2 separate regions of the Homo sapiens genome follow, and region 2 is linked to region 1. Evidence: read pairs that join two places in POLR2A ChIA-PET (ENCODE). Cell type or tissue: GM12878. All regions are shown on one strand.

Region 1 (5,000 bases):
CTCAGTTAATGGCTTGAGTGTCAGGGCCACCAGTCTCCCGGGAGCCAGTGCTCCCAACCAGCAAGGACTGGAGAGGAACTGCAGATGAAACAACACTTCATTTCTCTACAACACTGGCCAAGACTTTTTTTTTTTTTTTTGACATGCATGCATCCACGCTGGCTTTATCCTGACTTATGAATCCAGCAAGGCCCACAGAGGAACATCTGGTTTTGACATTAATTTCTTCTACTCTGCAGGATGGTTGGGTTTTTAACTCATTGGGGGCCTTTGGCTAGACCTTGAATTTCCTGGTGCAACTTGACAGAGGTGAGAGGGCTTGAGGGAGTTAAATAAAACTATGTGCTGCCCTTGAAAGGACTTGCAAATGCTTTATATATTAAACAAAGAAACTCCACTTGGATCAAGCTCTTGACAAAGATCCAACCAATTAGGTAAACGGTATAGTCTCGAAAGGCAGTGACATTTCATGCAAGGAATACTGAATTGGAAGCATGGAGACTTGGACTCTTGGTCTACTTCTGTCACTGCAAAAGGTTTCTGGGTCAAAGTTTCCTCACTTAGGACCATGTGCCCTTATCCTCTTCTTCATCATTTCATTTATGATATTAGCTTATGCTCACACATTTTTTTTTCCAGAGAGTACTTGACTTAGTAAAAATTTCCCTCTAACAACAGCAACTTTTGGGTTTATTATAAAGTAATTCCACATGTTTAAGAATAACTTTAAAAAATAATCTGTGTCTGTGTTCTTAAGTTGTAGGGAAAAGAGAGAGAGATCAGACCATTACTGTCTCTATGTAGAAAGGGAAAGACATAAGAAACTCCATTTTGATCTGTACCCTGAACAATTGCTTTGCCCTGAGATGCTGTTAATCTGTAACTTTGCCCCAACCTTGAGCTCACAGAAACATGTGTTGTATGGAATCAAGGTTTAAGGGATCTAGGGCTGTGTGGGATGTGCCTTGTTAACAAAATGTTTACAGGCAGTATGTTTGGTAAAAGTCATCGCCATTCTCCATTCTCGATAAACCAGGGGCACAATGCACTGCAGAAAGCCACAGGGACCTCTGCCCAGGAAAACTGGGTATTATCCAAGGTTTCTCCCCATGTGATAGTCTGAAATATGGCCTTGTGGGATGGGAAAGACCTGACCATCCCCCCAGCCCGAGACCCGTGAAGGGTCTGTGCTGAGGAGGATTAGCAAAAGAGGAAGGCCTCTTGCAGTTGAGATAGAGGAAGGCCACTGTCTCCTGCCTGCCCCTGGGAACTGAATGTCTCGGTATAAAACCCGATTGTACATTTGTTCAATTCTGAGATAGGAGAAAAGCCGCCCTGTGGCGGGAGGCGAGACATGTTGGCAGCAATGCTGCTCTGCTACTCTTTACTCCACTGAGATGTTTGGGTGGAGAGAAGCATAAATGTGGCCTACATGCACATCCAGGCATAGTACCTTCCCTTGAACTTATTTGTGACACAGATTCCTTTGCTCACATGTTTTCTTGCTGACCTTCTCCCCACTATCACCCTGTTCTCCTGCCGCATTCCTCTTGCTGAGATAGTGAAAATAGTAATCAATAAATACTGAGGAAACCCGGGGACCGGTGCCGGTGCAGGTCCTCTGTATGCTAAGCACCGGTCTCCTGGGCCCGCTGTTCTTTCTCTATACTTTGTCTCTGTGTCTTATTTCTTTTCTCAGTCTCTCGTCCCACCCGATGAGAAATACCCACAGGTGTGGAGGGGCTGGCCCCCTTCATAAAGTAAGAAGAATGTCATCTGAAGGTCCAATAAAAATAAACAAATGAAGAAGTAGAAATTAATGTTGTATTAGTCACTGCCCCATCTATTGTTACATCACATCATAATACATCATTGAAATAGCATTGATTATTAAAGTTTCCATGATAATAGAATGTAAGACTAAATTTTCAGTGTAAAAATAAGAGAGATATGGATAGGTCTTCTAAAAGCAGAAAAGAAGATGAAAACTTCTAAAGGATAAAAAGATGGGTAGGATTGGGAAATATCCCCTTTAGAAATAGAACATCTCTTCTATTTCTAGACCAAGTAAGTTCAGACAACGATTACTTCAAAAATATCTGAGCACACTAAAAAAATTTTTAAAAATCCAACTATCTGAAAATATAAAATCTCTCTAGAACAGCTCTCAAGCAATAGTGTGTCGAATCACCTAGAAGTCTTGTGAAAACAGACTGCTGGGAACCATCTCCAGAGCTTCTGGTCCAGAAAGGGGCCTGAGAATTTGCCTTTCTAACAAGTTTCCAGGTGATAGTGATATTGCTGCTCCTGGGACCATACTTAGAGAACTATTGCTCCAGAAAGAGATTTAATGGCTAATACAATAAAGTCAAGTGATCTTACTCTGTATTTTTGTTGTTGTTGTTCTTTTAAATCAACAAAAGTGATTCAAGTGTCAAGTGTGGTTGAATGGTGAGAATGAAAAAATAAGCAAAAAACGAAGGGGTATTGAATCAGTGCAGAATAGTCAGAAGTCACACACAGAGAAAATGGATGTATTTTACCTTTGGTGAGGAGTAAATTATAAAAGGACTGTAGCTACTTTCTGAAAGGTAAAATTGTCCTGACTCAAGGATGAAAAGGTATGTCAAAGGGGAATGTTTTATAATAATGAGTCCCTGGGTCTAGACCTGATACCAGTGGTTCTCATCCTGGCTACATTATAGAATTACTTGGGCACACTTTGGGAGGCCAACGCAGATGGATCATCTGAGGTCAGGAGTTTGAGACCAGCCTGGCCAACATGGTGAAACCCCGTCTCTACTAAAAATACAAAAATTAGCCGGGTGTGGTGGTGCACGCCTGTAATTCCAGCTACTCAGGAGGCTGAGGCACTAGAATCGCTTGAAACCAGGAGGCGGAGGTTGCAGTGAGCTCAGATCGCACAACTGCACTCCAGCCTGGGGAACAGAGTGAGACTCCCTCTAAAAAAAAAAAAAAAAAAAAAAAAAAAAAAAAAAAAAAAGAATAACTTGGGCAATTAGAAACTTGAAAGGGGGCTTTCCGGGTGATTTCCAAGTACAGAGAAGATTATGAACCTGCCTACAAGGTGTTCTACTCTGCAGAAAAGATGAAGTGTTGAATCACAAAGAGACGAGAGACACAGCTTTCTATGGATGGTGATTTTAATTCCCATGACTGGACCACAGAATCTCAATACAAAGACAATGAGGTCAAGATAGATTAAATGATATGCAAGAGGCTGTACAGCTAGTTAGGGGCAAATCCACTATTAAACCTCTTTTCCTGAAGCCCATCCAAATTTCTGTCTACCATATTATTTGACTGAATTTGCAATAATAATTTTAAAAATAGAAAAAAGGTGGTATTTGGGGAGAATCTAAAATAGAGATCTCAGTACACAACAGTAAGGTCAATTATCACATTGGAGATTCCAGTGTTTTCAATCAAAATATCCACTATAAGAAACTAAGAAGTCAACACAGGCTTTCATCAATTCTGAAACTACCTCTAATGTAAACAGAGCTTTCACTATCTACAAGCCAAGTGGTTCCAGTGAGGTTGGTTACTGACGTTATTGTAGTACACAAAAGCCATGGGAAATTGAAGCATAAGGAAAAAGAGAGAAGATGGCCTACAGTGATGTTGTCTGGCAACCTTAAGAGATCACAGGCAGGCTCTTCTCCAGCAAGCTGTTTCTCATACTCCATCAACGATATCAACATATTGCACTGGGAGAGGTTTGCCAGAAGGAAAGTGAGGTCATGGAGTGATTTGGTGAAGCCCACAGCTCGTCTGTAACTCAGCCTACTTTATGGGACTCAAAGTGAATTAAAACTACATTTTAAAAGCTGTGTCTTCCACCTGGTTCTCCTCACTGTTTTTGGCTAGCAGGAAAAGGGCCTGTCAGTTTTATCTGTAGGAGGTAAAAAGGAACAGCACATTTCAGGGAAAAGCAAATAAACATATTTGCTGCGGTGGTTTCAGGTTTACCAATGCAGCAGGTGGGTCAGGAAGCACAGCACTGATCCCAATCACTGCAACATTAACATTTTGCTCAACCAAACATGATGTCACATGGCCCATGAGAAAGCATGTTTTGAGCTCATAATATGAAATAGAGGTCAGACAGGAGCTTCTCCCCCATGTGACCAACGCATCTACATTTTACAGGAATTTCTTCCTCTTGGGATCAATTCACAATACCTCTATCCATTTCCATGTCTTGATAAAAACCAAATAGAAAATCAGAAATTATTTTTAAAGCAGCTTTGCTGAAAGAATATTCAAGGCATTAGAAAGAAAGAATCAATATATCATTTTGATCACTTAAAAGCTTTTTTTCATGGTTACTCAAAACCCACGCAGAGCTAGGAGATAGGGCTCATTAAATCAGAGGGATTCTGGAAGACCATTTCCTGGTCAGCTGGAGCAATGTTGCCTGCACCAGTCCTATCCCTAACAGCCAAAAACTGTGATGAGAACCAGGCTTTTAAAATGTAGTTTTAATTCGCTTTTTTTTTTTTTTTCTTTTGTTGAGACAGAGTCTCGCTGTCGCCCAGGCTGGAGTGCAGTGGCGCGATCTCCGCTCACTGCAGGCTCCGCCTCCCAGGTTCACGCCATTCTCCTGCCTCAGCCTCCCAAGTAGCTGGGACTACAGGCGCCCGCCACCTCGCCCGGCTAATTTTTTGTGTTTTTAGTAGAGACGGGGTTTCACCGTGTTAGCCAGGATGGTCTCGATCTCCTGACCTCGTGATCCGCCCGCCTCAGCCTCTCAAAGTGCTTGGGATTACAGGCGTGAGCCACCGCGCCCGGCTTAATTCGCTTTTGAGTTTCATAAAGTAGGCCAAGTTACAGACAAATGCAGCAGTGTGAGGTAGACTTTCTATTTTTCCTATCCTGTTGTGTGATGGAACTTACTTATTTCTTTTGATTCTCAGGTTTCTCATGCTATAATTAAACACAAATGTGGCTCCTATCATTTTATTTTACAAAAGTGA
Region 2 (5,000 bases), 440 kb before region 1:
TGAGTAGAATTAGTTCTTGCCCTTAGGCAAGTAAAAGCATGTAGGATATAATACAAAATGGACAGAAACCCTGTAAAAGAAAAAGTACATACATGCTCCCCAAAATGTACAAAGGATTGGCGGTACTCTCAATAGGGAAAGCCATAGCTAGTTCAGGCACAAAATGGCAGACAGAGCATTATTTGAGATAGTGCTTAAAGGGTGCGTGAGATTTCGACATGGTGAAACTAGACTGGCAATTCAAGGGGTTACAAAAGGGATATCTGACCCATCTGTGGGCAGGAGGGTTCATAGAGGGTTTCCAGAAATTTCAAACTGAAAATATTAGGCTTAGACGTCCATACTTTTTTAAAAACTCAAAACAAGAATTTAAAAAATATATTTAAAAAACTCATTTGTTTTTATTTTCCCAGCTTTTATAAAAGTTGAAATAATTTTGGCATGACAGGGATCTTAATAAAAGCACAGTTTCTTGAAATGGTATTCTATATGTTTTAATGAAGACATATGTTTGGGTTATTTAAATAAAGTGCCATTATTCTTTACTTCCCACACGATACAGTTTTTCTGTGTCATATACCACCACAGCATGTATTGTCTCTGAAGCTGCATTAAGGAGGCAGGACTCCTTTATGGAGCCGCATCTACATTTTGGCTGTGACACTTCGGCAGATACTTAAAAATTAATTTAACTTATGTTAGTGTAACTCATTTATATACATTCTGATTTGATCTTTAGGAAAACTCAGAGGAGCAGATAGTGTAACAAATATTCTTTTTTTATGGGAAGCAGACTTGAAGTTTTGAGTGGTGGCCAGCCAGCTAGAAAGTAGTGGAATTAGTATATACCAAATTTAATGCCTTTTCTGTGATTTTCCTAGAACTAAATATTATTTTAGGAGTAATGCAGTTCTCATAAGTAGAAAAGATAGTATTTAAGTTGTTTAATTTTTTTTTTGAATTCTCTAGGCTATTCTGCATTTATGGAATTTTCCACTAGGTAATATGCATTCAGGTCACATACACAGTGAGATTTTCTAAAGTGACAGTACAGATAAAAAGGCTGTGCAACTTGGTGATAATTGTGCTCCATTTAAGCAACCATCAACTGGTGCATTTTTTTAAAGATAAATTAGATTTTATCAAAATTGAAATATTTTTTCTTTTTGATACTTTATGTTCTGGGATACATGTGCAGAACATGCAGGTTTGTTATGGGTATACATGTGCCATGGTGGTTTGCTGCACCCATCAACCCATTATCTACATTAGGTATTTCTCCTAACGCTATGCCTCCCCTTGCCCCCCACCCCCAAGTTGTGTAATTTTTTAAAAAAAATTATAGTACTTGGTGTCAAAACCTTGTCCCTGATATCAGCAGTATGAATTATTAATAGATACCATCTGAAACCCTGGAGGGAAGTAATAAGCTTTTAAAGATGTTCATCCTGATGATTAGCCTGTCATCTTTCATGGGGCCCTGAAATCAAGAATCCACCCTTTTTCACATGGATATAATGGATTTAATACAGTATTTAGCATTATGCACTGTATATATATGTGGTCTTTTCCCTCTAGGTGGCTCTCTGGGTCTATATAGATACAAACTATTGAGAAATGTGGCTATTCCTACCTTTATTTTGCTTCTGTGTTCTGTGGGACTGTGAATTACATTTTAGTAAACTGTGAAGCCCATGAACACATAGTATCAGCTGCTCAATTTAGTGCAAGTTTGAAAAAGGAAATAATAAAGCAAATAAGAATTAACATTTATTTATTACATGCTCACAAACTTGGGGGAAGAGGGGAAGAGACAGACAAGTGAATCCAATTGCATTGCTCTGGTTTGGTCTAGTAAGTAAAGAAGGTTGATAAGATTTCTATAATACACTTCATTTTCTAGGATCCAGTCATTTGTACTCACTTTGAGATAAGTGTCTGGAACATAGGAGTAGTGATTTATCTATATCTTTAATTTTCCATAGAAAACTTGGTTTTAAAAGGGAATAAAAATAATTACTTTTATACTTAATGATAGTGCTAAGGTACTAGGGGAAAGGAATCTTTGGATTTACCAGTATATGTATTTGTCAGTGCTCTTTTTCTTCCTGACCATTTGACACTTTGATCTGTAGTAATATGGCGTTTGCTTTTACCACTGTATCAGAAGCACTCAGGGCTGTGTGGGTTATTTTTGTCTTGTACCGTGATAGATTTTCATGCATTAACTTGCTTTCTTGATAGTTTTTCTGACAGCTTTTCATGTGTTAACATGCTTTCTTCTCTTGGCATCAGTGAGAAGTATCTGTATCTGGTTCTTCCCTTTCCTCTCCCAGTCATTCTTTCTTCTTGTGGATGCCTCTTAAATAGTGTCTTTTTAAAACAATTTCAAGTTTTATTTTAGATTCAGGGGATACATGTGCAGGTTTGTTACAAGGGTATATTATGTGATACTGAGGTTTGGGGGACAGTTGAGCCTGTCATCCAGGTAGTGAGCATAGTACCCAATTGGTAGTTTTTCAACTCTTCTCCCCCTCCCACCTTCCCCTATCTTTTAAGTCCCCAATATCTATCGTTGCCATCTTTATGTCCATGTATACCCAATGTTTAGCTCCCACTTAAAAGTGAGAACATGTGATATTTGGTTTTCTGTTTCTGCATTAATTAGGTTATATACTTGATTTTATTCTCTTTCTACTCTGGGTTCTCCATAGACAGTTTCATAAATGCCAAGGTTTCAGCTATCATTTATATGTTGTTTTAGTCCCTTTGGGCTGCTATAACAAAAATACCATAGATTGGGTAGCTTAAACAACAGATAATGATTTCTCATAGTTCTAGAGGCTGAGAAGTCCAAGATAAGAAAGACACTGACAAATTCAGTATCTCAGGGGGGCCAACTTCCTGGTTCATAGACAGTTTCTGTGTCCTTTTGTGATGGAAGGTTGTCAGAGAGATCTCTGGAGTCTCTTTAAAAAAAAAAAAAAGTTCTTTTTGGAGACGTATATTGCCCAGGTTGGAGTGGAAGGCTGGGACCATAGGTGTGTGCCACCACACTGGGCCTTGGGGGTCTCTTTTATAAGGGCATTTATTCCATTAATGCAAGCTTCACCTTCATGGCAAAATCACCCCCGAAAAGGCCTGCCTGCTAATACCATCATATTGGTGGTTGGGATTTTAACATAAGAATTTTGGGGGGAACACAAACATTCAGTCCATAACATATGCCGTTGGTTTCCAAGTCCATGTCTTTAGCCCATTCCTCTCCCAAGCTTTGAACCAAACCTTTACCTGCCTGCTGTGGCAGGCCTAGAGTAGGTTGTCAGTAGAGTTGGAATGAATGAACAAATGTTTAGAACTTATCATCTGCCTTCTCCCCAAACCAGCCTATCCTCTCTTTTCTCTGTCTTCTTGAAACTACTTTCCCAAATGCAAGCTTGCTTTGAGAATCTTTGACTCATTCTTTTTCTTACCTCACAGTTACCAGTTCCTATCCAGGTTTGGAAAAAATACTGACTTGGATGCATTGGCCCTTCCCTAAGCCTGCTTTGATTGCATTCCAGTCAAGCTTCTAATTTAGATCCAGTCACAGTGCAGTGTAATTACCAGTATCTTTCTGTCCCCACTCTGCGAAGTTTGTGGGCATATAATTAATAAATGTTTGTTATTTCCTTCTTCAAATTTGTGTTAAAATAAGTGGCTGATGTTATGTATTGATGGACTCATAGTTTAATTATGCAGGTTTTAAGACATATACTGATAGAAAATTTTTGAACCCTACTCCTGAAAATAAATTCCAAGATTTGAGTGATTAATCAGTATGGAGAAACAATTCCCAGAAGTGTTTCTTTGTGCATTCTTTAGGACTTGACCATACACAAAAAGTTAAATTGTATACAGAGTGCATAGCGGCAATATGTTGAAGGACATAAGTAGTGCTTGGTACATTAAATGATAAAATGATCTCATTTGATTATAACAGGGCCTGTGGTGTATATGTAGATAAAATGGAAATAGATAAGGTACTGTTCTCTCTGAATAGTCTGGGGTAATAAATTAATGTATTGTTTCTTGTTATTATGTTTAAACCATTTCATTGTAATGCTGTAATAATTTCACTTGACTAATTGGGTGCAGAGGAAAATACAACTTTTTGAAGTTGGCTAAGAAGTTCTTTATTTTTGGTTTAAATTAGCATAATTATCTCTTCTGCTTGGAGAAGAAAAGGAAAACCTATATTAAGAAAATGTTTAAATACAATTATTGTGTGTCAGTTTGGTGGCTAATATTCTTGATCTTAGGAATCATGACTACAATCTAGTATTTTTATGTTTGATTAATGTTGAGATTAAGAGCTGCTGGAAATGAATGCGTAGGTTGCTACTTACCTTCTCCCACTTTTTTGTGCCTCTGTAGGTACATGGACTATATCGCACAACAGGTGCTAGTTTTGAGAAGGCCCAACAGGAGTTTGCAACAGGTGTGATGTCCAACAAAACTGTCCAGACCGCAGCTGCAAATGCAGCTTCAACTGCAGCATCTAGTGCAGCTCAGAATGCTTTCAAGGGTAACCAGATTTAAGAATCTTCAAACAATACACTGTTACCTTTTGACTGTACCTTTTTCTCCAGTTACTGTATTCTACAAATATTTTTATGTTCAAAACACACAGTACAGACAGCATGGATATTTCCTGTTCACTTGTGCATGGGCTAAAACCAGGAAAACTTCCTTGTCTTATTACTTTACCTAATAGTTTCTTAATATTTCAGTGCCCCTTGCAGAAAAAATATTACATGCTAAATAAATATTCTCCATATTTTTGGGGGATGACATTCAGTGAATTATTTCAGTGGTGACCCACTGAAAATTAATAATGGTACTTATGATTAAAAACGCATTTAATACTAACTGCAGTAGTTCTTTCAAGAATCTTTAGAGATAAGGATTGCACATTGGAAAAGTAAACCATGTTTCATTCCTTTTTCCCTATTTATATT

The links. Peaks named below come from ENCODE experiments on the same cell type or tissue, not always from the same donor. Only the 100,000 strongest peaks of a DNase experiment are listed, where the experiment ranks them.
Region 2: POLR2A ChIA-PET joins it to region 1 with 8 read pairs; 2 of 35 experiments call an interaction of 5 or more read pairs at or near these places.

What each region holds. Positions count from the first base shown.
Region 1 is chr5:78,908,608-78,913,607 of GRCh38, forward strand. All of the region lies in intron 4 of ARSB (arylsulfatase B), which reads right to left. Among named protein-coding and RNA genes, the nearest start is that of ARSB, 74 kb to the right of the region's middle. In GM12878, no CTCF peak of the experiment used is centred here; no DNase peak of the experiment used is centred here; H3K27ac peaks cover 1,240 bases.
Region 2 is chr5:78,471,088-78,476,087 of GRCh38, forward strand. It overlaps SCAMP1 (secretory carrier membrane protein 1), which reads left to right. Exons shown (of 9, transcript NM_004866.6): 9 at 4,417-5,000. The coding sequence ends at 4,581. Among named protein-coding and RNA genes, the nearest start is that of SCAMP1, 110 kb to the left of the region's middle. In GM12878, a CTCF peak has its summit at 1,583 (motif pointing right); no DNase peak of the experiment used is centred here.